Regions from separate parts of the Homo sapiens genome. Here region 2 is linked to region 1. The links are chromatin loops, found by intact Hi-C in ENCODE. Cell type or tissue: Calu3. All regions are shown on one strand. Links, peaks and the distances in the headings refer to the core of each region. The heading gives the core; the rest is flanking DNA. Region 1 overlaps CLSTN2 (calsyntenin 2). Region 2 has its middle 59 kb from the start of TRIM42.

Evidence for each region. A loop is a pair of places that touch in the nucleus more often than their neighbours do. Peaks named below come from ENCODE experiments on the same cell type or tissue, not always from the same donor. Only the 100,000 strongest peaks of a DNase experiment are listed, where the experiment ranks them.
Region 2: it touches region 1 in a loop (3-fold over the local background); 7 of 110 quality-filtered maps call a loop at or near these places.

Annotation. Positions count from the first base shown.
Region 1 is chr3:140,359,589-140,367,929 of GRCh38, reverse strand. All of the region lies in intron 2 of CLSTN2 (calsyntenin 2), which reads right to left. Among named protein-coding and RNA genes, the nearest start is that of CLSTN2-AS1, 150 kb to the left of the region's middle. In Calu3, for the core only: no CTCF peak of the experiment used is centred there; a DNase peak (open chromatin) is centred at 3,929.
Region 2 is chr3:140,732,893-140,741,233 of GRCh38, reverse strand. No RefSeq gene overlaps it. Among named protein-coding and RNA genes, the nearest start is that of TRIM42, 59 kb to the right of the region's middle. In Calu3, for the core only: a CTCF peak has its summit at 3,947 (motif pointing right); a DNase peak (open chromatin) is centred at 3,963.

The DNA of each region.
Region 1 (8,341 bases), core at 110-8,109:
GCTACAGTGACAACTGTGTTAACCAAGCACTCACTTTGCTCCAGGCCTCAAGCTGAGAACTGAAACTGGGCTTCCCTAATTTAATCAAACATCCCTATGTGGTAACTACTACCATTATGGTTTACAAATGAAGAAGTTGAGGCTCAGAGAGGTTCCCAACTATACCCAATGCTACAAATTTAATAAGAGGTACAGCTAAGGCTGGAATAAGAACATTAGGGACCTCGTGTATTAAAAATGCTGTGGAGCCCCACAACCCTCACAGTTCAAAATAGAAACAAATAATTCAAGACATGAACACAAAACCCAGGTAGGTGCTAGAAGTAAAATAGCTTCTAGTTCTGTAATAGTCAAGTTCCAAATACATTTCCCTGTAGCTGAATTCTTCTCTTTCCTTTTTTTTTTTTTTTTTTTTTTTGAGACAAAGTGTTGCTCTGTCACCAGGATGGAGTGCAGTGGTACAATCTCGGCTCACTGCAACCTCTGCCTCCCCGGTTCAAGCAATTCTCCTGCCTCAGCCTCCCAAGTAGCTGAGACTACAGGCATGCACCACCACACCCAGTTAATTTTCGTATTTTTAGTAGAGACGAGGTTACACCATACTGGCCACGATGGTCTCGATCTCTTGACCTCATGATCTGCCCACCTCGGCCTCCAAAAGTGCTGGGATTACAGGTGTGAGCCACCGCATTGCTTCTCGGTCTTTTGGCTAAGATCAAGTGTAGCGTCTAAGTTCCATAATTGTAAAGTTCCAAATACATTTCCCTGTAGCTGAATTCTTCTCCTTTTTATGTGTCCTCCTATTCTTCTGGTGTCTAAAGCACCCCTTCAGTGTACCTGTGGATCATCCAGCATAGCGTGGGAGGGCTGGAATCTGGTGGTGGGCCCAGCACCAAGTGCTTAATCACCATGCCCACACTAACCACCATACCAAGCCCACCTTCTAAGTCCACCTGAGTTTGGCTTGGCCTGCCTTCCTGCAGATGCTGCCGAGCCCCTGCTTGGTGCTAGTTCTACCCTGGGTTGGCTGATAAGAGCAGCCTTGTCATTCACAACGCCCAGGACATCGGCTCTTCAACATTTCCTAGTTGCCAGCTGGTCCCTGACGCTACAAGGGAAAAATCCAAATATATAAGAAAGGTCCTGAGTACAAGGACAAATTTCAAATAGGAACAACCTTGGCTGGAGTTTTGAGAGAGACATAAACAATCACTCTCAGTTGAAGGGTTTTGTGGGCACTTGCTTGGAAGAGGCAGTGTCTGAGCTGGTGCAGAGAGTGGAGGGAATTGCAGAGCAAATGAAGTGAGGTGAAGGCCCAGGAAAGGCAGCAACTTGCTGGGGTAGAAGAGAGAGGGAAGACAAGCATGAGCTAATGACAATGCAAGGGCCCTATACAAGCGGGTCCTCCTCAGGCACCTCTGTCTGAAATCAGCCTGGGGGTTTGGCCTGCTGCCATGCATTTTAGTGTCTTGGTTTAGACTGACATATTTTTCTTTCTAAATATTTCATGCCTGCTTTCTTAAATGCTCTCTCAAGGCAGAAGAGATCCTGTCTCCTGTCTCATGACTGGTTCCAGGAGAGACAAATAATCAGACTGATTGCTCTAGGCTGGGGCTGCTGCCCATACTCTGAGTGTCACCTTCTCCCTACCCCCAGACAGTGTCTCCATTTACACAGCAAGGTTTCTCCAGCACGAATCCTAGCCAGCAGTTTCTGGGAGGGGAGGGGAGGTGAGGGGTGATAAGGACACTGTCCATCCATCCCAGGGATCAGTACGATCAGGGAAAGTGTGCACGTGTGCCTCTCTGACACGCAGCAGATGAACACGGCTGACTGTCATGGCAAGGGCACTGTGGCTTGTTCCCCTCCTGTGTCAGCTTGTCCTTGGCCAGCTAGTAGGTAAGCAGCTGTGCGTGGAGAGGGTTTCTGGCCCAGCAAGTGCCAGCCCCCTTTCTAAGAATGCCAGTGAGGAGACGCCCTGGAGCGTGGTCCCCCAGGAGGAAGAATACAAGCTCCTTGGGAGGCCCTCTATGCAAGCTCAGGGTGTGGGGTTGTTCCTCGATTTCTCTCTAGATGTTTCCCAGCAGCTTTGTGAATCATAAGCAAAGGAAAATGTTTTTGTTTCAAATGTGCAGCTCCCTCTGCCCCATCTATCTCCAAAGCACCAACCCCAAATACAGATTGACATGTGTAGGCCTCGGTGAGTACTGAGTGAGCAAATGAAGAAATGGTGGGAGGAAGCTTAACCCCAGGGGTCAGATTTTGAAGTCCTGGTTCTGGCACCACCATTTACCATCTGTGTGGCCTTAAGTCCCCTCACCTCTCTGGGCCTTAGTTTCCCCGATGATCACAATAGCCTTGCTGTCCTCCCTGGGCTGTGGGAAGGACATGGGAGGAAACCTGTGGAAGGACTATTCAATGGTACAGGGCTGTGCAAATAAGACCATTTGTTTGTTGATTGATTTTGAAAACTCTGCGTAAGTCACATTGCATTTTGAAGATACTAAGAATTCTTTGCTTTGGGCCCTGTAGTGGGTCTCCTTGAAAAATCCCTTTGAAATGGGAATATCTTCTCCTAGCACGCCACCTCTGCTTGGCTCAAAGCTGCCCTGGCTCAGCAACTCAAGCATCTCCACCTCTGTATCAACACCAAACACTCTGTGGCTTCCACCTATTTTAGGAGGCAGCATTTATTCATGCATTTGTACATGAGTTTGTTAGTTCCTTCCATGAAATATTAGTCCGGCAGCAATTTCCTTGCTCTCCCTAGCCTAGTCCTTGCTGAGGGTTGGTTCTCCGTTTGGGATGCTCCCTTTTCTTCCCTGTTTTCCTGCTAACTCACACTCATTGTTCAGGTCTCTGCTGGCACATCACCTGCTTCAGGGGGCAGCCCCTAGGCATCTTCATGTTGGATTAAGATCTTCCAGTTATCCCTCAGCACCTGGGCTCCCCCAGCATTGCACCATGTTAAAACTACTAGTTTTCTATCTGCCTCCCAGCTTTGGACCATTACATTCTGTAAGAACAGGAACCTGTCTCTCTCATTCACCACTGTGATTCTAATGTGTGCCCAATGCCCACTGTAAGGACTGGACAACAGTGGGCACTCAATCAATATTTCCTGAATGAATGAATGAATGAATAAATTTCCCTGTGGCTGTAATACACATTTTCCTCAAAGGTAAGCGATGATGTGAAATTTGAATTAAGAATCTTCCCAAGATGGGCCTCTGCTTCTATACTGGCCCTCCCCCTGCCTCATTATCCAAGCCCCTTCCCAGACCCCAGGGACTAGACTCTCTTGCTCTTTTTTCTCCAACTGCTATTGTAAGCTGCTCACTCCCTACCCCACCCTTAGCTCCTGCTCCTGGCGCCCTGGACATAGGTACCCTTGCTCCTCACTGCTGCATCTGAATGGAACTTCAAACATGCAGTGGCCTCACACATACAAGTTTCAAGGTGGTCACCAGAGAATCAGACCAGAGACCAAATGGTGTGCAAAGAGGAAGGTAAGATTCTAGGGACTTCATGCAATTTCTGTGGTAATTGTTGGTTTCTCAAACTCGTGTTCTTAGAAGGGAATGATACCCTAGGACAGAATCCATCAAGCCCCAGGCCCCCAGCTTGAGGGCATTAAGGGCAAGGAGAAGGGCCAGCACCATTCAGACCTCCAGGGTCCCCTCCAGAAGGTCCTCCCAGGGAACTCTGGGTGAGTGTGTCTGATACCCATGACTGTCTGCTTCACACGAAAAATAACTGTGTCCACTCCTTGGAAGTGACTTCTGGGAAGCGGGTGGATAAGATGGAGGACTCATTAAAAAAGTGCTCCTTGAGGTCTAGAATCGGGACTTAGAAAACAGTACAGCAATGAAGGACCTTAGAGTAACACCTACTGATGATTAAACGCACAGGGAGTGTGTGCTGGCCACATGCCAAGCACTGTGAGTGGTGCTGCATCCTGTAACTTATCACCTCTTGGTTTGCGAATGAGAGAAACAAGAGAGGCCTCCCAGTCAGGGTTTCCTGCCTCCTACTGCTCCTCATTTCTCTAAGTTGGCCATTGCCAGAGTAACCCACTTGGTCTCCTAGCCCCCAGGTTCCCCCTCCTCGATTCATCCCTCACCAAGCAACTAGAGGGTCTTCGTGAAACCCAACTTGGATCTTGTTACCCTCAAGCTTAAAATCTTGGATGGTTGCCCATTGCCCTTAGGATAGGGTCCTCCACATTTTCACCACCATCCTACCTCTTTGGGAAGGAACCCGGCTTGGGTGGAATGTGAGGCAGGGAGAAATGCAAATGAAGACAGAACCCTAAGTGCCTACCGGGTCCCTCTGACTGCCCAGCATTTCCACTGTCAGCTGCCATGGTACCCAAGACTCTGCTATGCTATCAGTGATGTTGGAGAATCAGAATCTATTTTTTAAAGCAATTTCATTGAAGTATTTACATACCTTAAAATTAACCTACTGTAAGTGCATATCTCAATTACATAAATTTACGGAGTTCTGTAACTGTCACCAAAATCCAATTTTAGAACATTTCTATTACATGCAAAAGATCCCTTGTGCCTATTTGTAGTCAAGTTGGGGGCTCTCACCCCTAGTTCCAGGCAGCCACCTGAGACAGATTTGCTTTCTCTCTCTATAGGTTTGCCCTTTCTGGACATTTTCATGCCAATGGAATCATACAATATGTAGTCTACTGTGATTAACTTCTTTTATTTAGCATAGTGTTTTTGAGATTCATTTATGTTGTACTGTTTATTAGTAATTTATTCCTTTTTATTGTTGAATAATATTCCATTGTATAGATATACCATATTGTTTATATACTCACTACAGTTGATGGACATTTTGGTTAACTTTTGGGCTACTATAAATAATACTTCCATTAATATTCATGTACAAGTCTGTATGTAGACATGTATTTTTCATATCCTTAGATGATGCCCAGGAATGAAATTTCTAGGTCATATGATAAGTTTATATTTAACGTTTTAGGAAACTGCCAAACTGTTTTCCTAAAGTGGTGGCATGATTTTACTCTTCCACCCCCACCAAGAAATGTATAAAGGTTATAGTTTCTTCACATTTGTTAATACTTGTTATCGTCTTCTTAAAATCATTATGGTATATCTGTTCTTGGAAGCCTGAAATGGCAGCTTACTGTGGTTTTAAATTGCATTTCCCTAATGACTAATTATATTGATTGAGTACCATTTCATGTGCTTATTGAACATCCTTATATCTTCTTTAATGAAATGCCTATTCAAACATTTTTCCCATTTTAAAAATTGGGTTGATTTTCTCTTATTATTAAATTGTAAGAGTTATTTATATATTCTGCATTCAAGTCCTTAATAGATATATGATTTGTACGTTTTTTTCTCCAAGTCTGTTGTTTATCTTTTTACATTCTTAATGCTCTTAATGTCTTTTGAAGCACAAAAGTTTAAAATTTTGATTAACTCCATTATATAAATGTTTTTATGAGTCATGCTTTTCATGTCATATCTAAGAATTAATTGCCTAACACAAGGTCATGAAGATTTTCTCCGGTGTTTTAGTCTATAGGTTTTATTGTTTTATGTTTTACGTATAAGTTAATTAATGATCCATTTTTAGTCTTTGTGTCTTTTGTGAGGTAAGGGTCTAAATTCACCATTTTGCATGTGGATATATTATACTAGCACTATTTGTTGCAACAACTGCCCTTCATTACATTAACTTGGCATCTCTGTTGAAAGTCACTTGATCATAAAAGTTTAAGGGTTTATTTGTAGACTCTTATTTCTGTTCCGTTGATCTTTACTCCTGTTTTATACCAGTACCTCACTGTGCTGATTACTGTCGATTTATAGCAAGTTTTGAAATCACAAAGCCTAAGTCTTTGACTTCGTTATTCCTTTTCAAAATTGTTCTGGAGATTCTGGATCCTTTGCATTTCCAAAATCAGGTTGTCAATTTCTGCAAAAAAGCCTACCGGAATTTTGGTAGGAATTACGTTTAATCTGCCAATGAATTTGTGGAGAACTGCCATTATAATAATATTGAAGCTTTTAATCCGTGAACCAGGACTATTTCTCCATTTATTAGATCTTTCTTATTTTTTTTCTGAGCTATGTTTTTGTAGTTTTCAGTATACAAGTCGTACTTCTTTTGTTAAATTTATTCCCAGGTATTTATCATTTTTGATGCTATTTTGAATGTCAGTTTTAAAATTTCACTTTCAGATTGTTCATTTCTAATATAAAAATATTAATATAACTGCTTTTTAACATTGATCTTGTAACTGCAATCTTGCTGAACTTGTTTATTCATTCTAAGATAATTTTGTTGAATCTAGAATTTTCTACATCCAGGTTCACGTTCTCTATGCATAAAGATAGTTTTACTTCTTCCTTTCCAATCCAAATGTCTTTAATATCTTTTTGTTTGTTTTATTTCAATGTCTAGGATCACTAGTTTAGTGTTGAATAGAAGTATGGAGAATGAGTATCCTTACCTTGTCTCCATCTTATGGAGAGAGATTTCCATCTTCTACCATTAAGCATGATATTAGCTGTACATTTTTTGTTAATGCTCTTTGTGAGGTTGAAGAAGTTTCTCTATTAGTTTGAGTAGGTCTTGAATTTCTTCGCATCCTTTTTCTATGGCAATTGAGATGACTGTGATTTTGGTCTAATTTTGTTCAATCTAAGAAGATGGTGTATTACATTGATTATCGGATGTTAACCCAGTATTTGGTTTCTAGGCTGAATCCAACTTGGTCATGTTGTATAATACTTTTCCTATGCTGCTGGGTATGATTTGTCAATATTTCACTGAGAAAATTTGAATTCATGTTCATGAGAGACACTGTTCTGTAGTTTTCTTGTGATGCCTTTGTTTGACTTAGATATCAGAATAGTACTGACCACACAGAAAAAACCAACAAGTATTTCTTCCTCCTCTATTTCCTGAAAGAGTTTGTAAAAGATTTGCATTACTTCTTCTTTAAGTATGTAGCAAAATTCACCAGTGAAGTCATCTGGGCCTGAGTTTTTCTTTGTGGGAATATTTTTAATGATTAGTAATTCCATTTGTCTGCTTATTGAAGTCTATTCTGATTTTCTATTTCTTTTTGAGTCAGTTTTAATTATTTGGGGTTTTTTTTCTTCGACTTTTTTCCATTTCATCAAAATTGTTTAATTTATTGGCATAAAATTGTTCCTAATATTCCCCCAGTGTTTTATTTGCTTTTGATAAATTCCCAGAGTCCTGAGATGGTTGTTTTGGATGAGCTTTTTCACTTGTATTGTTCTTCTTTAGGGAGAGGATTTGCTGACCTCCCTGCCCCACTTTCCCAGCAGTGACATCTTCTGGTTGCACAGCACGTTCTCATTACTTAGTGACAAAGACTGTGTAAGAATGACTTTTTCAGTCATCTGAGTTTCTATTCAAATGACAACTCCTTTGAGAGACCTTTCTTGATCACTCAAATGCTTCTCCTTTTCCCCAGGTACTTGCTGTCACACCAGCCAGTTTTATTTTAGTATATCACTTTTCACTATATGGATTTTTTCTGTGTATTAAGTCACTTTCTCACTTACTTATTGTCTATTACTCCATGCTCACCTAAGCCTGCCTGCCAGGGTGTCAGCACCATGAAAACAGAGGCCACCCTCAATCACATCTACAGCTACTTGGCACATGGGAGAGCCTGAAAAATATCTATTGATTAATGAGTGAATGAAGGAATAAAGGAGAGAAAAAAGGAACGATTACAGGGGGAGATGAGTTCTCAAACTTGGGTAACTTGCTTTCCAGGATAGTAGTTTTACCAGTACATACTCCTAAATTATAAATGTGTTCCCAGCATGGGAGTGGGAGAAATTGTATGAGGAAACTATATATATATATGTGTGTGTGTGTGTGTGTGTGTGTGTGTGTGTGTATAAAATATGTATGTATGTGTGTATATATATTACATATAAATACATATATAAAGTGTATATATTTATATCAACATCTATCTATATTTATATCTGTATCTGCTGAGCTTCCACCACCCACAGAGAGCTAGTAGACCTTCACTGCACATTTCCAAACCTCCCTTGCACTTAGGTTGCTGTCAAGTGACTAGTTCTGGGCAAGAGGATATAATTGGAAATGAGTAATTAAGTTTCTCTTTTCATAATTCAGCAACGTAGATATTATTATCTTCCTTTAAAGTTGAGGTTGGTGAATGTCAGTGGTAAAATATTGTGACTAAGCTTACCCAAATGACAAGAGGTGAGGTCCGCCTTCATTTTAAATCGTGTTCAATGTATTTGAGATCATTCTGTGTTGCTGCTGCTCT
Region 2 (8,341 bases), core at 165-8,164, 370 kb before region 1:
TGGAGGTAAAATTGATTAGAATTGCTGATGAATATTGGGGAAAGGAAAAAGGAGAATGGACTTGAGGAAGAAGCCCTAATCTAGGAAGCGGTGATCTGGCTGTCTCTGAGGTCAGCAGAGGCCCCAGATTGGAATTGGCAAGGGCACTGGCCACAGAGAGGGCAAGGCCAATAGGTTTTGAGCTGAGGCCTGTCATGCCACTTTCTTTAGTTCATCTGAGCATCGAGTTAACAGTTTCTAGTCTCTTCCTTAGTTATCCCATTACCTGGACCAGAGCTGTCTCTGGAAACACTTTAGATCACCAAGGAAACGTGGGGCTATCTTCTGCTTCTCTTATCTTGTCTTAAGACCTACGTACGCCTCTGCTTCCCTGAGAGGGGATGCTGCTCAGTTCCTGGGCCTCTCAGGTTCTGGGCAGAGGTCACTGCATGCCCTTGGGAGAGCTGCCCATAGGACACACTGTTCCCCTAATGTGTTAGGCTCTTCATACCTCTGCCCCATCATGCTGCACTCTGTGCCTGGAAGGCCTTTCCCCTCCTCTGAAGACTGACTCCAACATCATGCAGCAGCCCTTTCTGACAGCTGCTCCCACTCCAGGCCTCTCCTCCTTGTATCCACAGCCTCTTGGTACATGTAATAATTGTCCCTTAACTGAAGAGTCCTCCTGCATGAGCTGGTGGATTTCCAGAGGGCAGGAACCATGTCTAACTTATCCAGCCCACAGCCCAGGGGGCTCAATCATTGTTTGGATGGAAACAGCAAAAAGAATCCCATTGTTGGGTACAGCAGTAGTGGGCTGGGGGAGAACAACTTGACTTTTCCAGAGATGTCTGGCTTCTCTTCCATAAACCATGCTTCATGTACCAGCAGCACAGATGATAATAGACTCCAGCTTTATCTTCATTTCTCTGATTAGGAAGATCTACTTTTGAGTTAAGGTTGTAAATGAGGTGCTGTGACTGCTTCTTGAATAAAAGACCAAAATTTGCTTGAACTTAGGTGATAAGTGTTTTACTTTTACGACATGTTTGGCATTATGTTCAAAGCAGAATACATTAGACGTTCTTATAATACAGGCTCAGTGTTGGGCTAAAATTCAAATGTGCTCGCACAAATGGGAAAAAGTCTGGAGGCTTTAATCACAGCTTGTGATTCAGCCTGATTGACAGTGTTTCCATTTTAAAAAGTCTCTGTTTTTCATGTGAAATGAATGACTCTTTTTTCATTTTGTTCCTTTAATAGGAAATGTTCTCATCGTGGAATGAAATCTCTACAAGCATCCCATTAAATACTAAAATGTTACTGCTGTGTCTGAGTGAAATTACCATCCAGGGGAGGCATCGGATTGTAGGTGTACAATGCTAGAGTATGTTTTCCCAACTTGCTGAGCTTGGAGGCAATTTGTTCATCTGAGAACACATGCACTCAGCATCCTTGTCCTTCCTCTCCTTCAAGTGAAACCTTGTTTGCACATTAGCTGGGCCTTTTCTGGATGTCAGCTCTGGCAACTCCATTCCGTCTACTTCAAGTGAAGAAGGACTTGGTGGGAAAAATCTCAGAGTGAGTTTCTGAATCCAATCCCAGAGAAAAAGCCAGGCAGCAGGACCAGAGGTGGCGTGGAGTGCCACCCCAAGCCAGTGAGCCTTTACTTTCTTTCACTTATCCATGTTTTCTCTGCCCCTCTGACTTACAGTAGTCCAACCATCTTTGCTGCACAGTTCTCACAGTGGAACAGGGTCATTGCTACCACTCCCAAATTTGCCTGCACCAAACCAGCCACTCAGAGAGAGTCTGACCCCCTTCTCAGTCTTAAATGCAGTGCCCTTCCTTGAACCAGTCTCTAATAGCCACACATGGGTCACATTATCCAATGGAGCTTCTGCTACAACCCTGAGATTGGATGAGGGAGGGTCATTTCCTAGGAAAGCAGTAGGAAGAATGTAATCCAGGCTGCACCCATTACATTGCTAACAAGGACCCAGATCCACTCTACAACAGAGAACAAGCTTAGTGAAGCCTACCATGCTGGAATTCACATTCTGACAATGAAGCCCATAAAGACCTACTGGTGGACAAGGGGTTACACAGGACAGAGAACATGTATTTCTGATTCTATGTGGAGCTGTGACCACATGTAAATCCCAGATGCTTGCCATCACATTCTTAGGGCTTGTGCAGTTGATTTGTCTTGGCAGAGGGGCAGGGGGAGATGTCGCCACTCCTCCCAAGCCGTTTCCTTTCTCTCCCTCAGACTGGACCCTCACTAGGGGATATTTGCCACAGACCAGGAGCCTCCAGCCTCACTGATAAAGTTGCTGACCCTCAAAAACATGGCTTCTATACATCTTCTAGATGCGGTATTGGGACTGAGAAAGGCAATTTGCTAAGGTCCCACAGAGAGGAAGAAGGGACTGGGATTGGCATTCGCATATTCTTATATCTAAGGCCTATGTTTATTCCATAATACCACACTGTTCCCAGGGACAATGGATAGAAAATAGTCCTATTGTGAGAAAGGATGTAGACGTGCATGGATGGACCAGGTATCTGCTGGGATTTCCAGCTGCTAGGACCTCACGCTGGCTTAGAATCCCATTCTATGCCTCGTGGAAGCTCACAGACCTCCAGCAGATATTGTTAATTTCTCAGGGGCTTATGTGCCCACTGTTCTGTCATGGGTCAGGTTCTTGGGCCTGTGGGTGCTTTTTCCATATGGCATAGCATTGACCCAGACATGCAGACACCTTCCTTTTATTAGGTAATTCTCTGACCCTCAGGTTTTGTCAATGTGAGTGTAGCAGCCTTCCTGAGGATTTAGAAGTTTCCTTCTGATGATGCAGACAGTCTACGTTTGAATTAGTCCCACACTTTATCTTTTGGTCACCACATTCAGCGACATTTCCACTCACTCTACTCCACAGAGTCCTGTTCCTGCTCACCATCCCCAGAATTCACCTCTATTTCCTACTTTTTCTTGAGTTTCAGGGTAAAACATATTTTCTCATGCCTAAGAGCTGCTAGATCTAAATCTTCTTGCTATTTTCAGCCTCTCTTAGAACTCCTGGGTGGAACAAGAGCTTCTGTTCATGAAAAGCTTCCTTCATCTCTGCCCTGTGAGCTGCTGTCTCTCTTTTCCCCAGGTCCAGACTTGCTTGCCTACCTGTAGTTGCTGCTGCAGTTTGCAGCCACTCACATCAGTATCTGCTGTTGGAGATCATTTTTCTCTGACAGCATTGGCTTGGCCCTCCCTGCTTGGGGCCTCCAGAACAGCCATCCTTGAGGAGAGAGAGAAGGCATTTCTTTTAAGAGGAGCAGCCAAGAAAAAGTGTGGTGGCAGAACTGACTGAGGGGTGTGCAAGGAACAGTGGGGACTGGGGCTGAGGGACCTGTTGTGTTGAGGGACGTGAGATGGTAGATGCCACAGGGCCCGGCTAGTCTGGAGGGGCTCCATGGTCTATGCAGGGGATAATGGAAGGACTTGTCTTTAGCTTTGGGCCATGCATGGAAAGTAAGGGCTAATTCTTAGGCAAATTTTTGTCTTCAGCCCTAAGCATAGTATCTGGGTCATAGAGGCAAATGATAAATACATGCTAAATAAATGAATAAGCACAGGAACAGGTTTTGTCAACTGTGAAAGAGATTTAAGGCATTAGGGGTTAGGTGGATCCAAGAGGCCATTTTGTAATCCATGGAATCCCACTCTGTAGACATCTACCTTAAGGTCAGCTCTGGGTTAAAAAAGGGCTGTCTCTGCTCCCCACTGGGCAATCCCTGGGGACCAGAGCTGACTGAGCCCACAGGACCTGGACTGGTGAGGCCCATCAGCCTGCAAGCCCCTGAGGGAGTTAGCCTGCTTTATTCAGCATTGTATCTCCAGCCCCAGCACACATGGGGCTTTAGGAGTTCGTGAAATGTGCCCCAAAGGAAATTCTTCCAAATAGAGACTGTTGTGGCCACCGGGTGGTGCCATTGTTCCAGCCGAAGCCCACAGAGCCTACTGGGAAGACCACATTGTTTGGAACTTTGAGTTGAATCCAAGGTTCTTCAACATATCTCTCAGGCTCTAATCTCAATGCAGTATATTCTCATCCCATAACAAGGGGATTAACAACACAATTGTAGTTAATTTGAATTGAGAAAATCTATTTCAGAAAGCAAAATTCCAAGACCATTCTTTCTCTCAGCCAGCCAAGAAGGGCCCAACTTGTTGATAGGGGAAGGTTCTGCACAAACTGGCAAATCGGCTTGCAGGCTGAACTTCCTACACAGCTCACTACTGTGCTGATTCACAGAACTGCAGAACTCACTAAGCATTCCGGCCCCTGTGCACTATCTTGGTACCCATCATAAAGGCAGCTGGAGACAAATACAGGAAGGATCCTCAACCTAAATTCCCATCACTCCTTCCACAGCACTCTTTGCTCGCAAGCTCTTGGTGTAGGATGCGTCTCTACTCTTCTCCATATGTTCATATCCTACCTTTCCTTTAACGTTAATTTCCCAAAGAGGACTTTTGTGTGCCCCCTGCTCCTAAAACCAAAACCTTCTCTGAATCCTGGAAGCACTCTGACCAAATGGGCTCTGAGAAGCAGCACTGTGACCCACATTTTTCTGTACCTGTTGTTTCTTGACTCATGATTAAGGTGGTAATTCCCTTTAGGACAAACTTCATTTTTTGAGTTTGTTGTGTTCCTGCACACAAAAAGCACTCAGTAGATATTTATGGATGTTGAACAGCAAAGTAAAACATACTGCTTCATATTCAAAGGGCTGAGAGATGTTTAATAGCTAAACATAAAAAGAGAGAGTTCCGTGGGTCATTACTCTTGTTCTCAGATAGCTATAGATTATGATTTTAGATTATAATCTGTACACTAGCAGTATGACTTTGTATTATATTATTATTAGAAATAATATTAATAATAAGTGCATTTATTGAGTGCCTAATATATAGTAGTCACTGTGCTGTGCATTTTACATATGTACCTAATTTTTTTCTCAACAACCCTGGGAGGCATTATTTCCATTTTCCACAGGGGGAAGAGTAAGGCTCAGGAAGATTAAGTAAACTGTTCAAGTTTCTAAGTTAATGCTGGCTGAGCTCTGTGGAGTTGACTGTGGGGTTCGAAAACCCAAGCTGCTTTTCAGAATCCTTGTCCATAGGGACCAGGTCCCATAGTGGGTGTTGGGGTCATGCAAAGCTACACTTAATTAGATCCGACTCTTAAAGAGCTCACGGGCACAGAGAACACTATGGCTGGAGGAGCAGCAGCCTAGGGTGATGGCCAGAAACAATGCATCTTGGAACTTTTACAGAAGTGAATCCCTCAAATTGTCCTTCAGTAGGAACCAGACAAATCTCAAAGTACAATATACTTGCCTAGTAGAGCATGTGCAAGGAAAGTGTATCATTGCTTATATGGTATGATTTGGAGGCCACCTGGGAGACTTTCCTATCCCCAAATACCTTCCTTTCTTGCCTGTTATGATGCCCTGAATGTCACCAATAGTTCTTATTTCCTTTGAGTTTTAAGTGTTTTTACATTTCTCAACATTCTTCATGACCTATCCAACCTGGTAAGAGATGAGTTGAGAGCCATTTGGAGAAGGATGAGTGCTTGGAAGTGGCAGGGGACTGGGCTTGCTTTGGCTGTTGGCTTCTCCTGCCATGGTTGGTGATGAGGCCAGCATGCAGGCCAAAAATCTGTTAAACAAACATAGCAGGTATTGCTAGCAATAAAGATGGAGGAGAGAACTGTAATCCCAGCACTTTGGGAGGCCAAAGCAGGTGGATCACGACGTCAGGAGATCAAGACCATCCTGGTTAACATGGTGAAATCCTATCTCTACTAAAAATGAAAAAATTAGCCAGACATGGTGGTGGGAGCCTGTAGTCCCAGCTACTCGGGAGGCTGAGGCAGGAGAATGGGGTGAACACAGGAGTTGGAGCTTGCAGTGAGCCGATATCGCAACACTGAACTCCAGCCCGGGCAATAGAGTGAGACTCGGTCTCAAATAAATAAATAAAAGATGGAGGAGAGAAGACATGTCTTCAGAAAAATCTTTACTCAGCTGAAGATGCCTGCAAAAGAAATGCATTTTTAGGGATGGAAATTTCTGGCTTGACACTGAGTATTTCCTTGGCGAGAAAAAAGCTAAAAGGGCCAAATTGGCTGTCTACATGAACAGTAGGAAGCTCCCAGTCAATCTCTGATGCTGGCAATCCCTTCTTCAGAGGACAAGGATTTTCATCCTACTATTAAAAATTAAGCTAAGGGTGAAAGCCCTTGTATATTAGTCCATTCTCACACTGTTATAAAGATACTACCTGAGACTGGGTAATTTATAAAGGAAGGAAGTTTAATTGGCTCACAGTTCTGCATGGCTAGGGAGGCCTCAGGAAACTTACAGTCATGGTGGAAGGCAAAGGGGGAGCAAGGCACATCTTATATGGCAGCAAGAGAGAAAGAGAGAGTGCAAAGGGGAAACTGCCAAAAACTTTTAAAACCATCAGCTCTTATGAGAACTCCCTCACTATCATGAGAACAGCATGGGGAAAACTGCCCCCATGATCCAATCACCTCCCACCAGGTCCCTTCCTCGACATGTGGGGATTACAATTTGAGATGAGAACTAAACCATATCACCTTGGAAGAATAAATTGCTAATTTTTCTCTCTCTTGGGAATTGATTGATGTGGAGAAAAAGAAGAGGATTAAAATGTGAGGGCATTGAGCACCTGGGGGGGCAGGTGTGGCAAGATAGGTCAGGGCATCAGGGATGCCTTCGGAGTTTGCTGATTTCATAAATGTGTTATGAGTTGGTCTAAAGTGCATGTGACTGAAAATGCTGTACGCTTGAGAATTTAATAGTTTTCTGGGTTACTTTTCTAGAGTGGCTGTGGTGGGTTGAATAATAGTCTTCAAAGATATCCAGGCCCTACTCCCTGGAATTTGTTAATGTTACCTTATATAGAAAAAGGGACTTTGTGGATGTGCTTAAATTAAGGATCTTGAGAAGGGAAGATTTTTCTGGATTATCTAGGTGGCTGCTAAATGTAGTAAGAAAAATTACTGATAAGAGGAAGGGAAAGAGAAATTGGGCTACAGACAGAAGAGAAGAAGGCCATGTGATGAAAGCAGAGGGAATTGGAGTCAGAAGCAGAGAGAGAAGCTGCTGGCTTTGAAGTTGGAGGAAGGGGCCATGAGCCAGCCGAGATATGCGAAAAATGCAGCTGCAGGGACTGGAAAAGTCAAGGAAAGAGACTTTCCCCTAGAGTCTCTGAAGGGAGTACAGCCCTGCTAACACCTTGGTTTTGACTGTTTACCATTTTGGACTTCTGACTTTTAGGACTGTAAGAGAATACATGTGCATTGTTGTAAGCCATCACATTTGTAGCAATTTGTTACAGCAGCCATAGGAAGCTAATACATGGGTGGTTTGGCTTGAATATTTGTGAGTGTGATCCATTTTTTGTCCTGTTCATTTCTTCTGCCATGTGAAGATATAGCAGTTTTCCTCTCCAGAATATGCAGCAACAAGGTGCCATCTTGTAGCAGACGGAACAAGCCATCACTAGCCCCTGAATCTGCAGGCACCTTGATCTTGGAATTCCCAGCCTCCAGAATTGTGAGAAATTTATATTGTTTATAAATTACCTGGTCTCCGGTATTTTGTTGTAGCAACCAGAACAGACTAAGACTAAGACAATGGGCTAAGATGAAAATTTTTATCCATGGGATCCTACCTTTAAGGAGCTTTCAATTTCTGACAATTGTGGGTCAATTTCTGAGATAAGACCAACAGGAATCTTTGAGTGCTAACTGTGCACAATATTATTTCCTTTCACCTTTAGTTAGCAGTGGTGTGAAGCAGTGGGAAGTAAATGGGTTTATGCTCAGAGAGACCTGAGTCTAGACCTCTTGCTACGACTTATCAACTGATTGACCTTGAGAGTGTTATTTGAGCTCTTGAGTTTCAGTGGCCACATCATAAAATAGAGCTAAAAATGTAGGCTACTGTGGACATAATGATATAAGGGCTGTAATAAAATCACAACTAGCTCAGTGCCTAGTACAGTAGTATTAAATCTCTCCTCTTTCTCCCCATAGATATACAAGGTATCAATGGTTCACAGTAACTGGGGACATAATTGTGAGTTAGTAAAAAATCTAAATTTGAGGCAATTTTGGGTAAAAAAAACTCCATCTTACAGATGGGGAAATAGATTTAGAGAAATTATATGATTTGTTTAGGGTCATACTACAAGTCAGAGCCTGACTGTAGCTCTGGTCCTGCCACTCAAGTGCTCCTTACTGTTAGTGAGAGTTACTGTGATATG